Regions from separate parts of the Homo sapiens genome. Here region 2 is linked to region 1. Evidence: read pairs that join two places in POLR2A ChIA-PET (ENCODE). Cell type or tissue: PC-9. All regions are shown on one strand. Each heading gives the region's core, and the rest is flanking DNA. Links, peaks and the distances in the headings are about the cores only. Region 1 holds the start of LINC01514 (long intergenic non-protein coding RNA 1514). Region 2 overlaps BTRC (beta-transducin repeat containing E3 ubiquitin protein ligase).

Region 1 (11,296 bases), core at 1,494-9,493:
TATTCTCCTGCCTCAGCCTCCTGAGTAGCTGGGATTACAGGCATGCACCTGCATGCCCAGCTAATCTTTTGTATTTTTAGTAGAGATGGGGTTTTGCCATGTTGGCCAGGCTGGTCTTGAACTCCTGGCCTCAAGTGATCCACCCGCCTCGGCCTCCCAAAGCGCTGGGATAACAGATATGAGCCACCACATCTAGCCGTAGAAGCTGCTTTAGAGGAAAGAATTTGACAGAGGCCGTCTCACATGGAGAAAGGAGAAAGCTTCTCCTTTTGATAATACCAAATGCTGGCGAGGATACGGAGCAACAGGAACTCTCATTCATTGCTAGTGGGAATGCAAAATGGTTTGGCTACTTTGAAAGACAGTTTGGCAGTTTCTTGCAAAACTAAACATACTCTTACCATTCAATGCAGCAGTTGTACTCCTTGGTATTTACCCGAATGAGTTGAAAATTTATGTCCATACAAAAAATCTACACATGGATGTTTATAACAGCTTTATTCATAATTGCCAAAACTTAGAAGTAATGAAGATGTTTTTCAGTAGGTGAATAGATAAATAAACCTCCAGACAATGGACTACTACTTGGCAGTAAAAAGAAACACACTATCAAGACATGAAAAGACATGAAGGAAACATATTCATATCACTAAATGAGAGAAGGTGATCTGAAAAGGACTGCATCCTATATGATTCCAACCATATGACATTTTAGAAAAGGCAAGACCACGAAGACAGTAAGAAGATCAGTGGTCACCTGGGATCACCAGGGATTAGGAGGGTTGAAGGGATGAATAGAGCACAGAGGATGTTTAAGGCAGTGAAAATACTCCGCATGATACTATAATGATGTATACCTTTCATTACACATTTGTCCAAATCCATAGAATGTGCAATGCCAAGAGTGACCTTGATGAAAATTCTTGACTTTCAGTGATAATGGTGTGCTAATGTAGATTCATTCACTGTAACAAATGTACCACCATGGTACTGAATGTTGATAGTGGGAATGCTGGAGGGGACAGGAATGTGAGGGAACTCTGTACTTTCTGCTCAGTTTTGCTGAGAACCTAAAATTACTCTTTAAAAGTCTGTTAAACAGGCCGGGTGTGGCGGCTCATGCCTGTAATCCCAGCACTTTGGAAGGCCAAGGCGGGTGGATCACCTGAGGTCAGGAGTTCAAGACCAGCCTGGCCAACATGGCAAAACCCCGTCTCTACTAAAAAGACAAAAATTAGCCAGATATGATGGCATGTGCCTGTAATCCCAGCTACTTGGGAGGCTGAGGCAGGAGAATTGCTTGAACCCAGGAGGCAGAGGTTGCAGTGAGCCGAGATTGTGCCACTGTACTCCAGCACGGGTGACAGAGTGAGACTCCGTCTCAAAAAAAAAAAAAAAACCTGTTAAATAAATAAATAAGCCATCATCATAAACATCTAGATCTTCAGCAGGCTGAGAGCTCTACAAACAAAACAAAACAAAACAAAACAAAAACCCAAGGAGTACAATTGCTGAATTATGTGGTAAGAGTACATCTAATTTTGCAAGAAACTTTCAAACTGCCTTGCAGCCTCCTCAGGAGGCTGAGGCAGGAGAATCACTTGAAACCGGAAGGCGGAGATTGCAGTGAGCCAAGATCATGCCACTGCTCTCCAGCCTGGGCAAAAGAGCGAAACTCCGTCTAAAAAAAAAAAAGAGAGACAAGATCTTGCTCTAATGCCCAGGCTGGGGTGCAGTGGCATGATCTCAGCATGGGGAGCATGACATTGGCTCGCTGCAACCTCCGCCTCCCAGGTTCAAGTGATTCTCCTGCCTCAGCATCCTGAGTAGCTGGGATTACAGGCACGCGCCACCATGCCTGGCTAATTTTTGTATTTTTAGTAGAGACGGGGTTTCACCATTTTGGCCAGGCTGGTCTTGAACTCCTGACCTCAGGTGATCACCAGCCTTGGCCTCCCAAAGTGCTGGGATTACAGGCATGAGCCACCATGCCTAGCTAAAGTTGTCTAGTTTTATGTGTTCTAAATATGTTTATAAATGGAAAAAAAGTTTTTTGAGTGAAGGGAGAAAAATACAGGCAGACTCCTCTCACCATCGCCATATATCCAGGTTTGGGCACCTGAGTGAAGTTTGACTGGTCAGATGCTCTTGCCCAAGACTATGAGTCCCACAGGAAAGACACAGAAGAGGGAGAAATGGATGGAGGTCATTCACCCAGCAGTGGGGGCCTGACCAGACTATTCTGACTATTCTGGTGTGAGTCTGTTCCATTGCTCCTCCTCCTTTCTGGCCCCCTGGTTCTCTGGCTTTCAGAGACTACTTCCAATACATTCCATTTTGCTTAAGTTATCCATTTACATTAATATTGGTTTCTGTTGCTTGCAATCAGGAAACCTAACTGAAACATGTCAGCCACTATTCAACATTTTCTTCCAGTGCAATGATGACAAGCTGGAGTTGCTTATCCCAACTTCAAATTCCTGGGAGAACCAATCTGATTGGCCAGCTTGAGTGGGATCTCCACTGCTGGTCCAATCAGCCTGGCTTCCAAGGAAGGCAAGGTCACATGACGCTAATAAGGCTAATGGGAGGCTGGCAGGGCAGTATCCACATTTGGTTATGCAGGCTGTGCAGTGGATAACTCCAAGGGTCCCATTCACATGAGAGACACTGTAAATACCTGTATTCATAATGAAACCACTTTAGCAGATGGCAATAAAGTATGCTGAGAAAGTACACTTTTTCCTAACACTCATATAAGTATTCCACAGGATAGCGGTGACCCCAGGCTGGGCCCACTCCTCAGGAGGCTGAGGCAGGAGAATCACTTGAAACCGGAAGGCGGAGGTTGCAGTGAGCCGAGATCATGCCACTGCACTCCAGCCTGGGCAGGAAAGGTGTTTGGTAGGCAGTTCTTAGAGAAGATAGCAAAGGTTGGGTATGTCCCAATGCTGTGTTCCACATGTCACACATAGCGGGGTGGGTCTGGTGGCCTTGATGTCTGGAGCACACATACCATATCCTCTTAATGTGCAGTAACTGGCTATGAGGCACCCAATGTTTAGAAAGTAGCTCAAGGCTTTAAAATGAAAGAGCATAAGACATGGACAAGCCAGGCCCTGCTCAAGGAATTTAGAGCTGCTGTACAGACCAATCTCAGCCAAACCCACCAAAAGGTTTATCTTCTCTGTAGCTACCTTAAAAAAGGTTCATTCATTCAATGAATTGCTGTGTGTCAGTTCTGTGTTATGGGCTGGGAGGAGAACAGGAATAAGAGTCAGGGTTGGGGCCAGGTGCGGTGGCTTATGCCTGTAATCCCAGCACTTTGGGAGGCCAAGGTGGGCAGATCCACTGAGGTCAGGTGTTCAAGACCAGCCTGGTCAACATGGTAAAATGCCGTCTCTACTAAAAATACAAAAATTAGCCGGGTGTGGTAGCACATACCTGCAATCCCAGCTACTCGGGAGGCCGAGGCAGGAGAATCGCTTGAACCCGGGAGGCAGAGGTTGCAGTGAGCCAAGATTGTGCCACTGCACACAAGCCTGGGAGAAAGAGTGAGATTCCGTCTCAAAAACAAAACAAAACAAAACAAAACACAACAACAACAAACGAGTCAGGGTTGCTGGGCGCAGTGGTTCACACCTGTAATCCCAGCACTTTGGGAGCTGAGGCAGGAGGATCACCTGAGGTCAGGAGTTCAAGACCAGCCTGGCCCACATAGCAAAACCCCATCTGTACTAAAAATACAAAAAATAGCTGGGTGTGGTGGCACTTGCCTGTAATCCCAGCTACTCAGGAGGCTGAGGCACAAGAATTGCTTGAACCTGAGAGGTGGAGGTTGCAGTGAGCCAAGATTGTGCCACTGCACTCCAGCTTGGGTGACAGAGTGAAACTATATCTCAAAAAAACAAAAACAAAAACAAGGAAAAAAGAGTCAGGGTCTAGTCTAGTAGGGGAGACAGTCATGGAGCAAATATTTCCTAAGTGATGGGTGTTCTGCCCAGGGTATTGGGAGACTGCTGGCACAATAAAAGGATCAGACTTATCTAGACGTCAGGAAAAACCGAAGAGTGAGTAAAATACAGCCAAGTAAAAAGTGAGGTAGAGGAAGTGGGATTTACTTAAGCTATAAGGCAAGTTCCTGTTAGAAACTAAAAAATGCAATGTGTCAGATAAGGTAGAAGTTCTTTCTGTCTCCCATAATGGTCTAGAGGAGGATAGGGGTTCAAGACCAGTGGCGGCCTGGCTCCAGGAAGGCAGACCAAAATAACAGTGGATGACCCAAGACAGAGATGTACTTCTCTTTTCCACGTAGAGGTCCAGAGGTAGAGAGGGCAGGTTTGGTGCAGAAACTGCTCCATGAAGTTCTCAGGAACCGTATCTACCAGGGCTCAACCAGGGAAGTAGAACCACTGCAAATATCATGGAATGAATGATTATTATAGGAATGAGATTTTACACAATTGTTGGAGGAGACGGAGAAGTAGAGGTCACAAAGGGAGTTGTAGGATGGTGGGAAAATCACTTATCGGCCCTTGGAAAGCACTGGTTGGGGGTGGAGGGGAGACAAGCTGGAGCTTGCTGGAAAATGAGGAAGATAAGTTTATCTTGCTTCCTGCAGTGGAAGAGAGAAAGGGAGCCACTGTAAAAAGTCAACAGAAGATTGTTGCTTCTTCATAGATTCTACTTCTGTGAGTTCTCACCTGGTGTCTAGTGGTAGGCCTCTGCTGGTGATAAGAGATGTCAGTGAGGAAAAAGAGCTGATCACAGAGTCGGGAAGAAGAGTAAGAACGAAGTAGAGACCAGGTGCAGTGGCTTATGCCTGTAACACAGCACTTTGGGAGGCCGAGGTGGGAGGATCACTTGAGCCGAGAAGTTTGAGAACAGCATGGGCAACAAAGTGAGACCTCGTCTCTACCAAAATAAAAACAAAAAAATTAGCCAGGCATTTTGGTGCCCGCCTGTGGCCCCAGCTAAACAGAAGCCTGAGGCAAGAGGATCGCTTGAGCCCAGAAGGTCAAGGGTGCAGTGAGCCATGTTCATGCCCCTGCACCCCAGCCTGGGCAACAGAGTAAAACCCTGTCTCAAAACAAACAAACAAACAAACCAAAACAGTTGGAACTCTGGAACCTTTGCATTGCTCTCTCACTGCCTGTAGCCATGACAACCTTCAGAAGCATAAAACCTTCAGACTTGCTTTACTTCTAACTTCCAAATCTTGAGCAAATTTCCTTAGGCCAACTCCAACCCAGAACCATGCAGGGAAGGGTATTCTGGGAAAAGTAGTCTCAACTTAACCAAGGCGACACAATACAAAACCACCACGAGGACCCAGACCCTGTAGTTCACCACTTGACATCCCCTCCTCCTGCTAATTCCTCCACTTTGTGCCTACATAAGGGAGGAGTCAGCCTTGGGAAGTGGTATTTCAGGAGCAGCAGAACCTGGAGACCCAACAGGTTCATCCAAAGGCACATCCTCTTCTGCTTAAGTAAACTGGGAGGGAAGGGATAGGAGAGGAGGTTGAGGGTGTGGCAGAATTAGACCCAGATAGTAACTCTCTCCCCAGATACCTATCACCAGCCAAGAGAATGACACATCCAGAGTAATATGAGCTCAGAAAGAAAAATAATACATCCAAATAATGTAATCCTTTTAAAAGAGGACCCCGAAAATGAAGAACCTATATGAGAGGAAGCGGAATTAATGGACCAGTGAGAACAAGAATTTAAAATAATCCTTATAGGCTGAGCACGGTGGCTCACGCCTGTAATCCCAGCACTTTGGGCTACCAAGGCGGGCAGATTGCCTGAGCTAAGGAGTTTGAGACCTGCCTGGGCAACATGGTGAAAACCTGTCACTACAAAAAAATTTTAAAAAAATTAGCCGGGTGTGGTGGCACACCCCTGTAGTCCTAGCCACCTGGGGCTGAGGTGGGAGGATCACTTGAGCCTGGGAAGTTGAGGCTGCAGTAAGCTGAGATTGCACCACTGCAATCCAGCCTGAGTGACAGACCAAGCCCCCATCTCTGAAAAATAAATAAGTAAATAAAATAAAATAATCAAAATAAAATTCTTCTAGGAAATAATGGAGAATGTTACACATTTTAAAAAAATTATTATCTAATTTTTTTTATACAGAAAGGGTTTCTCTCTGTCATACAGGCAGGAATGCAGTGGCACAGTCATAGCTCACTGAAGCCTCAAACTCCTGGGCTTAAAGGATCCTCTTGCATCAGCCTCAAGTACCTGGGACTACAGGCAGGTGCCACCATGCCTGGCTAAAGTATATTGTAAATTTGAAATAGGATGAGACTGTATAAAAAAGTTAACAAGTGTAAAAAATATAATAGCTGAAAGAAGGAAGGCAATATACAAGTTGAATAGTGAAATAGATTCAGACTAAGAATGAATTCATAAACTAGAAGATAAGGATGGCGAACTCTCCCAGAAATTATCAGGAAGAGATAAGAAGATGAAAGATATAAGGCTAAAGTTATTAAATATGGAAGATATATAGTTAAAATGGGAGTTCCAGAAGAGAAGAGGGATGAGAAACCTGGAAGGAAATGCTTTAAAAAATAATGAAAAAAAGAATTCCGAAGAATCCTAAAATTTCCCAGAATTAGAGAAAAGTGTAAGATTTCAGACAGAATATCAACAAGATAGATTTGGAAAAATACTTAACACATTAAAGAAAAATTTAAGAGAGACAAAAATTCCAAAAGCTTCTCAAGAATTAAGACATACAAGCAAGAAAACAAACATAAAAAGAAATCCCCATATGCCATTCATTAGGAACAAGTATCATACTGATATTAGTTTTTTCAATAGCAATGCCTGATACAAGAAAAAGAACTTTAGAACTAGAATTTTTATATCCAGCTAAACTATAATTCTGGTACAAAACTAGAAAGAAAGATGTTCTCAAGCTTTCAAGTTCTCAGAAGATTTACTACCTAAAGACCCTCTTTGAAAAACACTTTCGGGCTGGGCATGGTGGCTCACGCCTATAATCCCAGCACCTTGGGAGGCTGAAGTGGGTGGATCTCTTGAGGCCAGGAGTTCAAGAGCAGCCTGGCCAACATAGTGAAACCCTGTCTCTACTAAAAATACGGGTGTGGTGGTGTGCACCTGTAATCCCAGCTACTCAGGAGGCTGAAGCACAAGAATCACTTGAACCTGGGAGGCGGAGTCTGCAGTAAGCCAATGCACTCCAGCCTGGGTAACAGAGCGAGACTCCATCTCAAAAAAAAAAAAAGAAAGAAAGAGAAACTAATAAGAAAGGAAAACACTTTTGGAGGAAGTTCATTAGCAAGAAGAGAATTAAATCTCAGACGACACTACAAGATATGGGAATGAAGGGTGACTAAAGTACTTAGAAACATATATGGTAGTATAAGTAAGTCTAAAAAAACCCTGTATTCATCATTAGCATTGAAATTCTAGATGAAACAACATGATAGAACTGTGTGTGTGGAAGTGAGTGGACTGAAGTCCAGTGGGAGGTGAGCACTTGCTTTTTTGGTTAGAAAGATATAGCTATAAATAAGCTCAAAATTGATGAGGATAAATATACATAAACATGGTTATAATAAGCTAGGAGTGACACCCAGAAGAATAAAAATAAAATGTATAATTTTCAAACCAACAAAAGAAAATTCTATTTATGCAATAAAAGTATGAAAGAAGAATAAAGGGAAAAATTAGATATTGAAAATAGGAAATAAGATGGTTGATAGGAGACTGACTATAACAGCAAATGAAATAAGTGTAAATGGGTTAAATTTATAAATAAAAAGAAAAAATAATCTCTTACATTAAAAAATGTATTGAATTAAAATATAGTATTATTTTAAAAGGGGATACAGAAAGGTTGCAAATAGACAAAAAAAAAAAAAGATAAACCAAAATATTAACCAAAAAAAGCCATTGTTGCAGCTTTCATGTCAGATCAAAAAGATTTTAAGGGTTGGGCACGGTGGCTCATGCCTGTATTCCCAACACTTTGCGAGGCCAAGGTGGGTGGATCACTTGAGGCCAGGAGTTCAAGACCAGCCTGGCCAATACGGTGAAACCCTGTCTTTACTAAAAATTAGCTGGATGTGGTGGTGGGCACCTGTAATTCCAGCCCCTTGGGAGGCTGAGGCAGGAGAATCGCTTGAACCTGGGAGGCAGAGGTTTCAGTGAACTGAGATGGCGCCACTGCACTCCAGCTTGTGTGACACAGCGAGATGCTGTCTCAAAAAACAAACAAACAAAATCAAACAGGACTTAGAGGAAAATTTCGGCTTCAAGTATATTTATCAGAAAATATAAAGAATAGTAACAAACGAGCTGAGTATTTAATGCAAGAAGCCAAAAAAGTAGCAGAAACATACACAAATGAAGAAAATAATAAAGATAAGAGAAAATCAATCAAATTGAAAATTACAACAAAAAATGTAAAAGGTTAATAAAACTAATACCTGCTTCTTTGAATAGATTGACAAGATATGGAATGTCTGAAAGACTGAACAAGAAAAAAGAACATGCCAATAAACTAAGAAAAAAGCAAGTAAACTAAATAAAAAACAAAGTAGGGGAAACAAGTACAATCACAGTAAAGATTACAAAAATAGTAAAACCAGTTAATACACTGTGGTATAGATTAGAGATGTAAATAATCTAGTGGGACAGAATAAAGAGCCTGGAAAAAGACCCATGTGTAAGTGGATACACACTAAATAACAGAGGTGACAGCAACAACAAAAAAGGAAAAACATTACTCAACTAATTTTACAACACGAGTATAACCTTGATTCTAAAACTGATAAGGGTAGTATAAGATAAAGAAAAGACAGACTCATTTTACTTATAAACACAGATACAAAAACTATATGTAAGTGCAAACCAAATCCAATATCGCATTTAAAAATATATCATGATCATATAAAAGAATCAAATGATGTTCTTTGCAGCAAGATGGATGCAGCTAGAGGCCATTATCCTAAGTGAATTAATGCAGACACAGAAAACCAAATACTGCATGTTCTCACTTATAAGTGGGAGCTAAACCCTGGATACATATGGACAAAAAGATGGAACAATAGACACTGGGGACTCAAAAAGGTGATCCACCTGCCTTGGCCTCCCAAAATGCTGGGATTATAGGCATGAGCCACCACACCCAGCCTCAGAATTTTTTTTTTTTTTTTTTGATCAAGATGGGCCGGAGGATGGGAGTTTGAGGTTTAAGGCTGCAGTGAGCTATGGTTACACCTCTGCATTCCAGCCTGGGTGACAGAGTGACACTGAGTCTCTTAAAAAAATAAAGGGGAGCCGGGCATAGTGGTTCATGCCTGTAATCCCAGCACTTTGGGGGGCCGAGGAGGGTGGATCACGAGGTCAAGAGATTGAGACCATCCTGGCCAATATGGTGAAAGCCCATCTCTACTAAAAATACAAAAAATAGCTGGGCGTGGTGGTATGAGCCTGTAGTCTCAGCTACTTGGGAGGCTGAGGCAGGAGAATTGCTTGAACCGGGGAGGCAGAGATTGCAGTGAGCTGAGATTGAGCCACTGCACTCCAGCCTAGAGACAGAGACTCTGTCTCAAAAAAAAAAAGCTGTAAAAGAATTTTTGGTAGAACCAGAGAAAACAGAAAACAGACTAGATAATATTATGGAATTATGGTGAATTTTCTTAGAAGTAATAATGGCATTGTGGCTATGTATAAGTTCCTTATTTCTAAGAGGTGCATAGTGACATATTTAGGGGTAAAGTGTCATGAGTATAAACTATTTATTTTTGAGACAGGGTCTTGCTCTGTTGCCCAGGCTGGAGAGTAGTGGCTCCATCTTGACTCACTGCAGCCTCGACCTCCCAGGTTCGAGCAATCCTCCTGCCTCAGCCCTCCAAGTAGCTGGGACTACAGGCGCGTGCCCCCACGCCCGGCTAATTTTTGTTTTTTTTTGTTTGTTTGTTTTGTTTTGTTTTTCAGTACAGATGGGGTTTTGCTGTATTGCCAAAGCTGGTCTTGAACTCCTGAGCTGAAGTGATCCATCCGCCTCTGCCTCCCAAAGTGCTGGGATTACAGGCATGAGCCACTGTGCACGGCTTAAACTTACTTTATATATGAATGTGGGTATATAGGCAGGAGGGAGAATGTGGCAAAATGTTAAAGTGTTGAATATAGGTGGAAGCGAAACAGGTGTTTATTGTATTATTCTTTCAATTTTTCTGAAGGTTTTCAAAATAAATATCTGGGGGAAAATTAAAACTAAGAAGCAAATTCAGCGAGGTTGTCAACTTACAAATTTGACAGTTCTTACCACAGTGTTCATCAGCTATAAATAATATACCTCCATGAGGCGGGCCTGGGGGCTCACACATGTAATCTCAGCACTTTGGGAGGCCAAGGAAGGAGGGTCACTTGAGCTCAGGAGTTCGAGACCAGCCTGACCAACATGGCAAAACCCGACCTCTACCAAAAATACAAAAAATTAGCCTGCGTGGTGGTGCATGCCTGTAGTCCTAGCTACTCAGGAGGTTGAGGCGGGAGGATCACTTGAGCCTGCGCTGGGAGGAGGAGGTTGTGGTGAGCCGTGATCCCGCCACTGCACTCCAGTCTGGACCCTGCCTCAAAAAAAAAAAAAAGTAATAATAATAATAATAATAATAAATTAATTTTTTAAAAAGTATACTTCCATGAAAACAACAGAAAATGTAAAGTATGTAGGGGCTGATTTAGAAAAGAATGCATAGATCCTTTATGCAGAAAAAAATTGTAATCTCTTAATGACTTCAAGGAAGACTTCAACAAACAGACACGGATGGGATAACTTAACATTGTAAAGTTAACAGTTCTTCCTAAATAAGTAAATTTGATTCAATTTCAACCAAATTGCAGAAGATTTTTTTTAGGAATTCAGCAAACTTATTCTAAAATGTAAATTGAAGAATAAGTGTTCATAAATAAATAAGTTTTAAAAAGATAAGGAAGTATAAGAGAGAGGACATACCCTTCCAGAGATAAGGATATACTAAAAAAAGTAATAAAAAATAATATAGTCCAGGCTCGGTGGCTCACGCCTGTAATCCCAGCACTTTGGGAGGCCAAGGCGGGTGGATCACCTGAGGTCAGGAGTTTGAGACCAGCCTGGTCAACATGGTGAAACCCTGTCTCTACTAAAGATACAAAAAAATTAGCTGGGAGTGGTGGTGCATGCCTGTAATCCCAGCTACTTGGGAGGCTGAGGCAGGAGAATCATTTGAACCCAGGAGGTGGAGGTTGCAGCGAGCCACGATCTTGCCACT
Region 2 (11,296 bases), core at 2,254-10,253, 360 kb before region 1:
CTATTTTTTTAATGTGAAGTAGGAAAAATACAAACAAAACCACACCAAGACACATCATAAGCAAATTGCTGAAAACTAATGATAAAGAGAAAATCTTAAAAGCACCCAGAGGAAAAAGATACAGAATGGAGATGAGTGACTTCCAACTTCTAGTCAGAAACCAAGCCAGAAGAAAATGGAATGACATCATTAAAGTGCTGAAAGACACTGTCAATCTAGCTTTTTTTCTTTTTTTTTTTTTGAGACAGGGTCTCATTCTCACCCAAGCTGGAGTGCAGTGGCATATCTGTGGCTTACTGCAGCCTCAATCTCCTGGACTCATATGATCCTCACACCTCAGCCACCCAAAAGTTGTTGCACTGGGCACGTGCCACCATGCCCAGCTAATCTTTGTATTTTTGAAGAGAAGGGGTTGCCATGTTGCCAGGCTGGTCTTGAACTCCTGAGTTCAAGCAATCCACCGCCTCAGACTCCCAAAGTGCTGGGATTACAGGTGTGAGACACCATGCCTGGCCTATATAGAATTATTTAGCCAGCAAAAATATCTTTCAAAAATGAAGGCAAAACGAAAACTTTTTCAGAGCCAGGCGCAGTGGCTTGCACCTGTAATAATCTCAGCTACTCAGGAGGTTGTGAGGCAAGAGGATTATGTGAGGCCAGGAGTTCAAGACCAGTCTGGGCAACACAATGAGACCCTATCTCTAAAAAAATAAAGAAAATTAGCCAGATATGGTGGCACAAGCCTGTAGTCAGCTATGTGGGAAGCTGTCAGGAGGACTGCTTGAGACTAGAAGTCCAAGGCTGCAGTGAGCTATGATCATGCCACTGCATTCCAGCCTGGGATATAGAATGAGACCCCATCCCTTAAAAAAAAAAAAAAAAAACTTTCCCAAGTAAACAACAAGTGAAAGTATTTGTCACCAGTGTACCTGCATACATGAAATGTTAAAGTAAGTTCTTTAAGCAAAAGGAAAATGTATCAGATGGAAATAGAATTTATACAAAGGAATGGGAGGCAATAGAAAAGGTAAACGTGTGGGTAAAAATAAACTCTCTTTTTTCCATTAAAAAATTTCTTTAAAAGGCCAGCTGCGGTGGCTCATGCCTGTAATCCCAGCACTTTGGGAACCTGAGGCGGGCGGATCACGAGGTCAGGAGATCGAGACCATCTTGGCTAACATGGTGAAATCCCATCTCTATTAAAACTACAAAAAATTAGCTGGGTGTGGTGGCGGGCGCCTGTAGTCCCAGCTACTCTGGAGGCTGAGGCAGGAGAATTGCTTGAACCTGGGAGGCGGAGGTTGCAGTGAGCCAAGATCACGCCAGTGCACTCCAGCCTGGGTGACAGAGCAAGACTCCGTCTCAAACAAACAAACAAAAAAATCTTAAAAGATGGTTGATTGTTTAAAGCAAAAATAACAAGTGCTGTGGGGATGATAACATATTTAGAAGTAAAATCTGTAGCAACAATAGCATAAAGGATGGGGGTGAAAAATGAACATATAGTGTTTTAAGTTTCCTACATTATACATGAAGTGGTACAATATCATCTGATAGTAGACTGCAATAAATTAGAGATAACTATTGTAAACCCTAGGTCCCTCCTCACCAAATTAGTGAGATATAACTAAGAACCCATAATAGGAGCTAAACTGAGATAAAAAAGAAAAAAAAAAGAGCATGAAAACAGGAGGTAACAAACAAAAGCAAAAAATGGAAAATAAATAGCAACATGATAGATTTAAATCCAAACATACAAAAATTACATAAATGGTCTAAACATGACAAAGGCAGAGATGGTCAGGCTGGATTAAGAAAAAAAAAAAACAAAAAAAAACATGGCCCAACTATATGCTGAATATGAGAAATTCATTTTAAATATAAAGACACAGGCATATTAAAAGTAAAAGAATATAGTAAGATACACCACACAGACACTAATCATAAAAAAGCAGAATGTTTACATATAATATCAAAGTATTAATTTCCCAAAACAAAGAATACTATAAACATCAAAGAAGGACATTTCATAATGTTAAAAAGTCAGTTAATCACTAAGACAAAAATCCTAAGCACGCAGGTACCCAATAATAGAGCTTAAAAATACAAGAAGTGGCTGGGTGCGGTGGCTCACGCCTGTAATCCCAACACTTTGGGAGGCCGAGGTGTGTGGATCACCTGAGGTCAGGAGTTCGAGACCAGCCTGCCCAACATGGCAAAATCCTGTCTCTACTGAAAATACAAAAAATTAGCCAGGTGTGGTGGCAGGTGCCTGTAATGCCAGCTACTTGGGAGGCTGAGGCAGGAGAATGGCTTGAACCCAGGAGGCAGAGGTTGCAGTGAGCCGACATCGTGCCACTGCACTCCAGCCTGGGTGACAAGAGAGAAACTCCGTCTCAAAAACAACGACAACAACAAAAAAAACCATGAAGCAGGCCAGGTGCCATGGCTCATGCCTGTGATCCCAGTACTTTGTCGAGGTTGAGCCCAGGAGTTCCAGACCAGCCTGGGCAATGTGGCAAAACCCCATCTCTAAAAAAAAATACAAAAAAATTAGCTGGACGTGGTGGCGCACGCCTGTGGTCCCAGCTACTCAGGAGGCTCAGGTGGGTGGATTGACAGAGCCTGGGAGGTTGAGGCTGCAGTGAGTCATGGGTGTGCCACTGCATTCCAGCCTGGGCGGCATAGTGATACCCTGTCTCAAACAAAAACCACGAAGCAAAAGCTGTCACAACTGTAAGGAGAAATAGACAAATTCAAAACTATAGTGGGAGACATAAAAATTCCTCTCTCAATAATTGGTAAGGACGAATAGAAAAATCACTAAGGATACAGAAGACCTGAATATTATAAACCAACTTGACTTAATTGACATTTTTTGGGATGTGGCTAAAGTAGTGATTAGAATTACTTCTAATAACATTTATAGCTTCAACTGATTATATTTAAAAAAAGGTTCAAAGTCAATGATCTTAGTTTCTACCTTAAGAAGCTAGAAAAATAAAAAAAAAAAATCAATGAAACCAAAAAAGGAAACAGGACTATGCTCCTAACAGGCATTAAAAGGATAATAAGGGAATATGATAACTTTATTTCAATAAATTTCATAATTTAGATAAAACGGCCAAACTGCTTGGAAGACAAAAGTATTAAAGTGGACTTCAAAAGAAATATTAAATCTGAAGAGTGCTGTATTTATTAAAGAAACTGAAGTTGTAATTAAAACTTTCCACAAAGAAAATTCCAGGTCTAGATGCTTCACTAGTGAATTCTATCAAGCATTTAAAGAAGCATAATATCACATATGCAAACTCTTAGAAAATAGATGAGGGAACACTTCAAAATTTTATAAGGCCAACATTATCATGACAGTCAACCAGAGACACAGAAAATAAAGCAACAAACCAATATCCCTTACAAACACAGATACACACACACACAAAAATCCTTAAAAAGATATTAGCAAGGTGAATCCAACAACACATAAAAAGAATTATACCTCATGAACAAGTGGTGTTTATACCAGCAATGCAAAGGATTTAAAGCTAAAAAAAATTCAATGTAATATACCAATTAACAGAATAAAAGTGAAAAACCATATGATTATCTCAATGGATGTAGATAAAGCATTTCACAAAATCCAACATGTGTTCCTCATTAAAACTCTCAGCAATCTAGGAACAGAAGGGAACTGCCTAATCCCCTGATAATGGGTCACTATGAAAAACCCTAGGCCGGGCGCGGTGGTTCACGCCTGTAATCCCAGCACTTTGGGAGGCTGAGGTGGCTGGATCACGAGGTCAGGAGATCGAGACCATCCTGGCTAACATGATGAAACCCCGTCTCTACTAAAAAATACAAAAAATCAGCCGGGCATGGTGGCACGTGCCTGTAGTCCCAGCTACTCAGGAAGCTGAGGCAGGAGAATGGCGTGAACCCAGGAGGCAGAGCTTGCAGTGCGCTGAGATCGCGCCACTGCACTCCAGCCTGGGTGAAAGAGCGAGACTCCGTCTCAAAAAAAAAAAAGAGAAAAACCCTATAGCTGACATACATCTATATATACACATATGTGAAACGGTGAAAGACTGAATGCCTTTCGCCTAAGATCATGAACAAAAAAGGGACATTCACTCTTACCAATTGTTTTTAACATTGTACTGGAGGTCTTAGCCAGTGCAATTAAGAAAAAAAAAAAAGAGGGAGAGAGAAATAAAAGATACATAGATTGGGAAATAAGTAAAAGTATATTTCTATGTATTTGCAATGAACAATCAGAAACCAAGGTTTAAAAATACCTTTTCCAATAGCATTAAAAATACAAAATATTTAGGGATAACTGTGACAAAAAGATGTGCAAAACCTTTATACTAAAAGCTACAACGTGGCTGAGAAAGTTAAAAAGACCTAAACAAATGGAGAGATAAAGACTCAATATTGTTCAGAAGTCAATATTCTCCAAACTGATCTACAGTCAACACAAGTCCAACAAAAAACCCAGCAGATGGAGTGGCTCAGGCCTATAATCCAAGCACTTTGGATGTCTGAGGTAGGAGTACTATTTGAGGCCAGGAGTTTGAGACCAGTCTGGGCAACACACTGAGACCCCATACCTATTTATTTATTAAAAAATTAAAAAACATTCCCAGCAGACTTTTTTGGTTGAACTTGGCAAACTGATTTTAAAATTAACATGAAAAATCAAAGGCCCCAAAAAACTTTGAAAAAGACAAAGCTGAAGGACTCACATTACTTGACTTCAAGAGTTGGTAAAAAGCTGCAGTAATCAAAATAAAATTATACTGGAATCAAGACAGACAAAAATCAATGGAACAGAACAGATTCCCAAAGAAGACTCACACATATATGGTCAATTCATTTTTGACAAAGCTGCAAAAGCATTTCGAAAGGACAGTCTTTTGAATAAATGGTGCTGGAACAACTGGATATTCATGTGTAAAAAAGCCCAACCCTTTGATCTACACCTTGTACCATATGCAAAGATTAACTCAAAATGGATCATAGACCAAAATACAAACTGAAAATTATAAAACTTAGAGAAGAAAACACAGGGAAAAATCCTTGTGACTCTGGATTAGTCAAAGGTTTTTCTGAGATACAACAGCAAGTAACATAGGCCATAATAGAAAAAGTCAATGCAGTAGACTTAAAATTAAGAACCGCTTTTTGAAAGACACTTTTAAGAAAACAAAGAAACAAATTTTATGAACGTGGAGAAAATACTTGTGAATTACATCTGATAATGCATTTGTAACTTATAATATATAAAAGAATCTCAAAACTCAATAACCACTCAATTAAAAAATGGGAAAAGATTTGAACACACTTCACCAAAGGAGATATACAGATGGCAAAGAATAGATGCTTGACATTATTAATCATTAGAGATACACGAATTAAACCACAATGAGAATGACTAAATTACAGACTGTGCTCAGTACTGGCAAGAATGTGGAGTAACTGGAACTCTCATACACTGCTATATACTATAATGTAAAAGGGTAAACCACTTTGAAAAACAGTTTGGCAGTTTCTAAAAATTTTAAACATACACTTACCATATGACCTAGTCATCTGCTCCTAGGTATTTACCTCAGAGAAATAAAAGCAAAAAGCATACATTCATCCCAAGACTTCTACATAAATGTTTATAGAAACTTTGTTAATAGCCAAAAACGAGAAACAATCAGTGAATGGGTATAACCATACAATAGAATACTACTCAGCAAATTTTCAAAAGAAATGAAATATTGATATACATCAGCAACATGTAGTGCCACTTCACTATAGCCTGGGTGACAGAGGAAGACCCTGTCTTATACATACACACATAAATCCAACAAGGAAGACAAGAAATGTAACCTCTTTCTCTTCTCCAGAGCCAAGAATGCCTAAATGATGACAGTCAGGATTTAGAACACTGGGCTTCAAATGCTTGCTCTCATCTTTTCTCCGAGTGGTGTCTGTCCACCCTGTTGCTCCAACTAATTTTCTAATGGAAGCAGCATTTATCAATCTGGGCCCTTGGCTAACAACATGATAAATAATTTAGTGCATTCCTCCTTTTGAATCACTTTTTTCCCCAAATGTCAAAAGGGGGTATATGGGGAACAAAAAAGATGGGCTCAAGTTGCTGGAGGCACTACCTCATGAATAGGCTGCAGAACTAAGGGGTTGACCAGGGGGATTCATGCAGATTCCCAGGGCAGTTTTTTTTTTTTTTTAAGACAGAGTTTCGCTCTTGTTGCCCAGGCTGGAGTGCAAGCATGATCTTGGTTCACTGCAACCTCCGCCTCTCAGGTTCAAGTGATTCTCCTGCCTCAGCCTCCTGAGTAGCTAGGATTACAGGCACCTGCCACCATGCTTGGCTAATTTTTTTTTTATTTTTAGCAGAGATGGGGTTTCACCGTGTTGGTCAAGCTGGTCTTGAACTCCTGATCTCAGGTGATCCATCTGCCTTGACCTCCCAAAGTGCTGGGATAATAGGCATGAGCCACCGCACCCGGCCCCCAGGGCACTTTTTGAAGGCACAGGTGTACAGGTCCTCAGATTTTGGACAGGTTCCAATTTGAATAATTATATTCTCTCTCCCTTAGTACCCCCTGCTGTTTCTGGTGGATACAGAATTCTTATTCACTCCCTGCACTAAACTGTTGTGTAGAGTTGCTGTGCAGCTGTTAAACAGCTGCCACATTTCTCTCCATATATAGTCTCTAAAGCATTTTTGGATGAAAGGAATTATATAAACATATTTTATTGTCATGTACTGGTTGCCTTACCACTTAGTTGTAGGTTTTGTGAGGTTGTAACTATTAAATTCAAATCCATATTCCACAGCACATCAACGTTTAATTTCTTCCCCCACCTGCTCTCCAATGCTCTCTAAACAGCAAGGCTCTTACCACAAGGGTCCGTAGACAGAGTGTCCCTGCAGGAGCACGGGGGTCCAAAGCAGCCACAAGATCCCACACTTTAATTTTTCTAAAGATCAAAAAGGGGACAAAAATGTTAGTTAAAAGCAAATGTAAGAGAAGGCAGGGAAGAATAGCAGAAATTCATGGCAATAAATATGGATGGTGAGTATAGTTCAAATGTACGTGATTAACCTACAAATGAGAAACAGGCTAGCTTTAACCAAACTGAAGACAGTTAACAGTAAAGTTATACCATACTTTGGGATCAAGAGGAGATCTTGTACATTAGACCTTTTAATGATATTACACAGACCTAGAAATCTACAACTGTGAAGCATCCTCTTCCTGGGCACTTCTAAGAGTGGCCCAGGTCACATGTACTGAGGGACTGGGGTCCATGTAAGAGCAATGGAGTTTATATAAGCAAGCCCTCATCTTTTGATTTAAATAAGATAAGTGTAGCTCTTCCAAAAATCTTTTAATAGGCCATGTTTCCTCAAGGTACATAGCAGACAAATTCCAAGACAGGTGGGTACAGATCAAAGCCAGGACAATAAGAAAATATTGTCTTGACCAAGCTGGAACATGTCACCACACTCTGAACAATTTCCCAAGGTTGTAACAGTGATGGCTGTCCCAAAGCAGAAGAAGTGAGCAGTCTACACTTCCTGCTGCTTGCATTGGCTAATGAATGTATCAGTGTAGTTAACTCATGAACTAAAATAATGTTGTTAGTTTCTGATATTTAAAAAGCTGCCAAAATCAGGCAGATTGACAAAAAGAAATGATAAGAGTTCTTCCTAAGTGAATAACTATTTTTTTTTCTTTTTTTGAGACGGAGTCTCGCTCTGTTGCCCAGGCTGGAGTGTGGTGGCGCAATCTTGGCTCACTGCAACCTCTGCCTCCCTGGTTCAAGCAATTCTCCTGCCTCAGCCTCCTAAGTAGCTGGGATTACAGGCGCCCGCAACCACACCTGGCTAATTTTTGTACTTTTAGTAGAGACTGGGTTTTGCCATGTTGGCCAGGCTGGTCTCGAACTACTGACCTCAAATGATCCACCTGTCTCGGTCTCCCAAAGTGCTGGGATTAAATGCATGAGCCATTGTGCCCAGACTACTTTTGTTTGAATTTACTCTGTGTTTAGGATTGGTGGACATGGGGTCCATTCACAAAATTAATGGATTCCATAACCACTAGAAATTAGAAGAAAATAAAGATGACTAAACTCATAAATGAAATGCTAGGATGACAAGTGATGACAAGAGAACTGTACTCTTAAAAATTACTCAAAGAGATAAAAAACCCAAGAAATCAAAATTCAAGATCTTACCACACTAAGTCCCCAAATACTGCCCTCTAGTGTTTCTGTTTTGTTAACAGGTTACCCTTTTACATGGGTAGCCTGTTAACACTGGGTTTTTCTTGTTCTTTGCTTTACAGGGCAAAACAGTCAAATACATAACCAAATAACCAAAATATGAATGACAACCATGTGCAAACAAGTATAATAAAATGAATGGGAAGAATATTTCAGGACACTAAACCAAGGAGAGGTAAATACACGGATTAAAGAAATATGGTATCAGATATTTTGTGTAAAATCTATAAGCTTTTAGAAACAAGGAATGGTTATGTTTAACACCATAAACATAAGGAAGGATTAAGACGTAGATTTTCTCTTTTTTACACTCTGTTAGCACACTCACCCATCATAGGCCCCACTGACTATCCTCTTGTTATCAAATCGAATACAACGCACCAATTCCTCATGGCCTTCTAACACTCGTAAACATGCACCACATTCTATGTCCCATAATCTGGAAGAGAAAATTAAGTCAGGTGAATTTTCACGTATTCTTTTCTAAGCCTGGAATGTTATAACAATACACCTCATATGCCTTCTAAAAATTCATAAAATAAAATCAATCACCACCCACACAGATATGTACTGCTTTCAATGTAATTTATTTCCTTTCTGCTATATAACTCACACAGAAATATGTAGGTTTAAGTTCAAATGTAAAATGTATTTTCAAAGCACAGGGCTTTACATAATTCTGTAAACAGGTTCTTCCAGGCATAAAAACGAATTCAATGCACGCAGTTGCCTGAGAAGGAAATGACCAAGCTAAGAAAGCAGTTTCCTGAAGTCACCAAACTGAAAGAGATACAGATTATCAGTGATGTCCTGTTCTCACAAAGCACCTCCCCCTCTGCCACGGCAGACACTTCTTTCACCACTGTCCAGGACAGCTCTTCTCAGAGAATAGAAATGCAAAGTCAGTTCTCAAGAACTTTTGTGTACTAATTATAAAAACTGTACGTTTTCAGAGCAATTCAAGTGATTTCTAGGAATAATTTCCTTAGATATAACAAACAGTAGCTCTTTTTTAATGGCCTTTTCATCCTTTTAATACTTCACTGAAGGGAGAGGATGGATAAATCTTCCAAATTATAATCATATCTATGTCATTCATCTTTGTGAAGGGAAAACCCCAAAAAGGACTTCCAACTGTGAAATCTTCATAATTTCAAAGACAGGTAACTCTCTGGCCAATTATGTAATGCTAAGACAAAAATTACATAATTTCTAGTAAGGAAACAAATCTTTCTTTTCATTTCTTAAAAACAATGGCAAAGAAAAGGCTGTTAGCTGTTTATTAGCACTTTTCAACGGTAGACAGGAGAAATTTAAAAAGAAGGGCAACAAAAGGCTTTGCTGTGCTGCTTCTCTGCCTGGGGCAAACTTCTGACCTGTAAGAAGCTACAGAAAGGAAAAACAGTTGATTATAAACATAACAAAATTGAAGACTTGTATGATCTGTGCATTAATAATGAATGGGAGCATAATATTGATCCCTTATGATACAAGGCACTTGCTGCTCACCTGATAGTGTTGTCAGATGAGCCACTCACTACCAGCCTGTCCCTGTACTGCAAACAGGCAATGCCTCGTTTGTGTCCATTTAAGGTCCTTACAAATTCACAAGTACTTGTGTTCCATACCTGAAAAAGAAAATGGCATTGAGCAGTTGATTTGGTGCTTTTATTGGTAAAATCTATGGCAAATGGAGTCTTAGAGAAGCAGAAAACAGGACTGAACCATTAGAGGGAAGTCTTCTCAAACAAATAAAACAAAGGACAATTTAAATTCATGGTAACAGAGGCTAATTTGCAGTTGGCTGTTACCACATGAGAATTCCTCAGATTGATTTACTCTTCTAGGGTTAGTCTCTTCTCACACTCACCACTATTTATAGGAATAAAATATCTAGGATAAATTGTCACACAACGTCTCACTTATTACACCTTTTCACTTGTAGACTAGTCTCTGAATTAAATATTACATTTTTCTGTAGCAACGTTTAAATATGAAATTGCCCTTGATCAAATTTTCATATGAATTCCCCCATTCTAAGTTGGAAACTTACTGAAAAATGCCTTATTACCTTTATAGTTCTATCCCCAGATGCAGAAACAATGTACTTGTCATCAAAGTCTACAACATTGACAGCAGCTCGGTGTCCGACCAGCACCCTCCGGAGGGTAATGTCAGTTGGGGAGGCCATATCCCATACAGCAATGGAACGATCTTTGGAGCAGGTCACCATCATGCCATTATTGAAACGCAAGTGCAGAACTGCTTCACAATGGTGAATCAACGTGTTTAGCATTTCACCTGTATTTACATCCCACACTCTGGAAGTGATAGATGAGATTTAGATGGTACTCAAGCTACAATCTGTTACCTATATTTGACCATCATGCGCCCTTCCACCCCTTATATTTAGAGAGAGGGCCAGACTGGGAGAGTGGGAGAAGGAAGGGGATGGGATGCTGCCAGTGTGTCCTTAAGACATACTGCTTGAAATATGGGCAAGTTGTGGAGGGCAAGGATGAAGTGGCAGCCACTGTCACCTAATAATTTGGCCCAGACTTGAAGACTGTAAAACTTCTCACATTCAATTTGATACCATTAGTAAGATACATTTTAAATGAGGAATCTGATTAATAACAATAGCATTAGTGCCCATTCCAATGATAGCCCTCAGGAGCCAGAAATGAAATAGGCCAAGATGCTTCTGTCACATACTTAGTAATGTGAATTTGAGTTTGATTACCCTGGATCTCAGGTTTTATCATAAAGGTCAAAGGCCAAGATAACCATGACTCTAATTCTAAGCCCCCATTTCTGTGTTCTGAAGTGGGTAGGGGTTTAAAATAGACCCCCCATTGTAAATATGGGCTTCACAGCAGAGTGTGGGGCCCTTGGATAGCTTGAGAATTTTGTGTGATTATATATTTTGATTATTCTATTTTTGTGTATTTACTTAAGGTTTTATAACATGTTATTTCCTTTTTTC

Evidence for each region. ChIA-PET counts read pairs that join two places held together with the same protein. Peaks named below come from ENCODE experiments on the same cell type or tissue, not always from the same donor. Only the 100,000 strongest peaks of a DNase experiment are listed, where the experiment ranks them.
Region 2: POLR2A ChIA-PET joins it to region 1 with 20 read pairs; 3 of 35 experiments call an interaction of 5 or more read pairs at or near these places.

What each region holds. Positions count from the first base shown.
Region 1 is chr10:101,170,105-101,181,400 of GRCh38, reverse strand. It overlaps LINC01514 (long intergenic non-protein coding RNA 1514), which reads right to left and starts at 5,079. Exons shown (of 6, transcript NR_120620.1): 1 at 4,704-5,079; 2 at 4,299-4,412. It also overlaps the pseudogene SMARCE1P7. In PC-9, for the core only: no CTCF peak of the experiment used is centred there; no DNase peak of the experiment used is centred there; H3K27me3 peaks cover 2,272 bases.
Region 2 is chr10:101,533,996-101,545,291 of GRCh38, reverse strand. It overlaps BTRC (beta-transducin repeat containing E3 ubiquitin protein ligase), which reads right to left. Exons shown (of 15, transcript NM_033637.4): 10 at 10,382-10,631; 11 at 9,820-9,938; 12 at 8,639-8,749; 13 at 6,921-6,999. Among named protein-coding and RNA genes, the nearest start is that of POLL, 49 kb to the left of the region's middle. In PC-9, for the core only: a CTCF peak has its summit at 8,244 (motif pointing left); no DNase peak of the experiment used is centred there.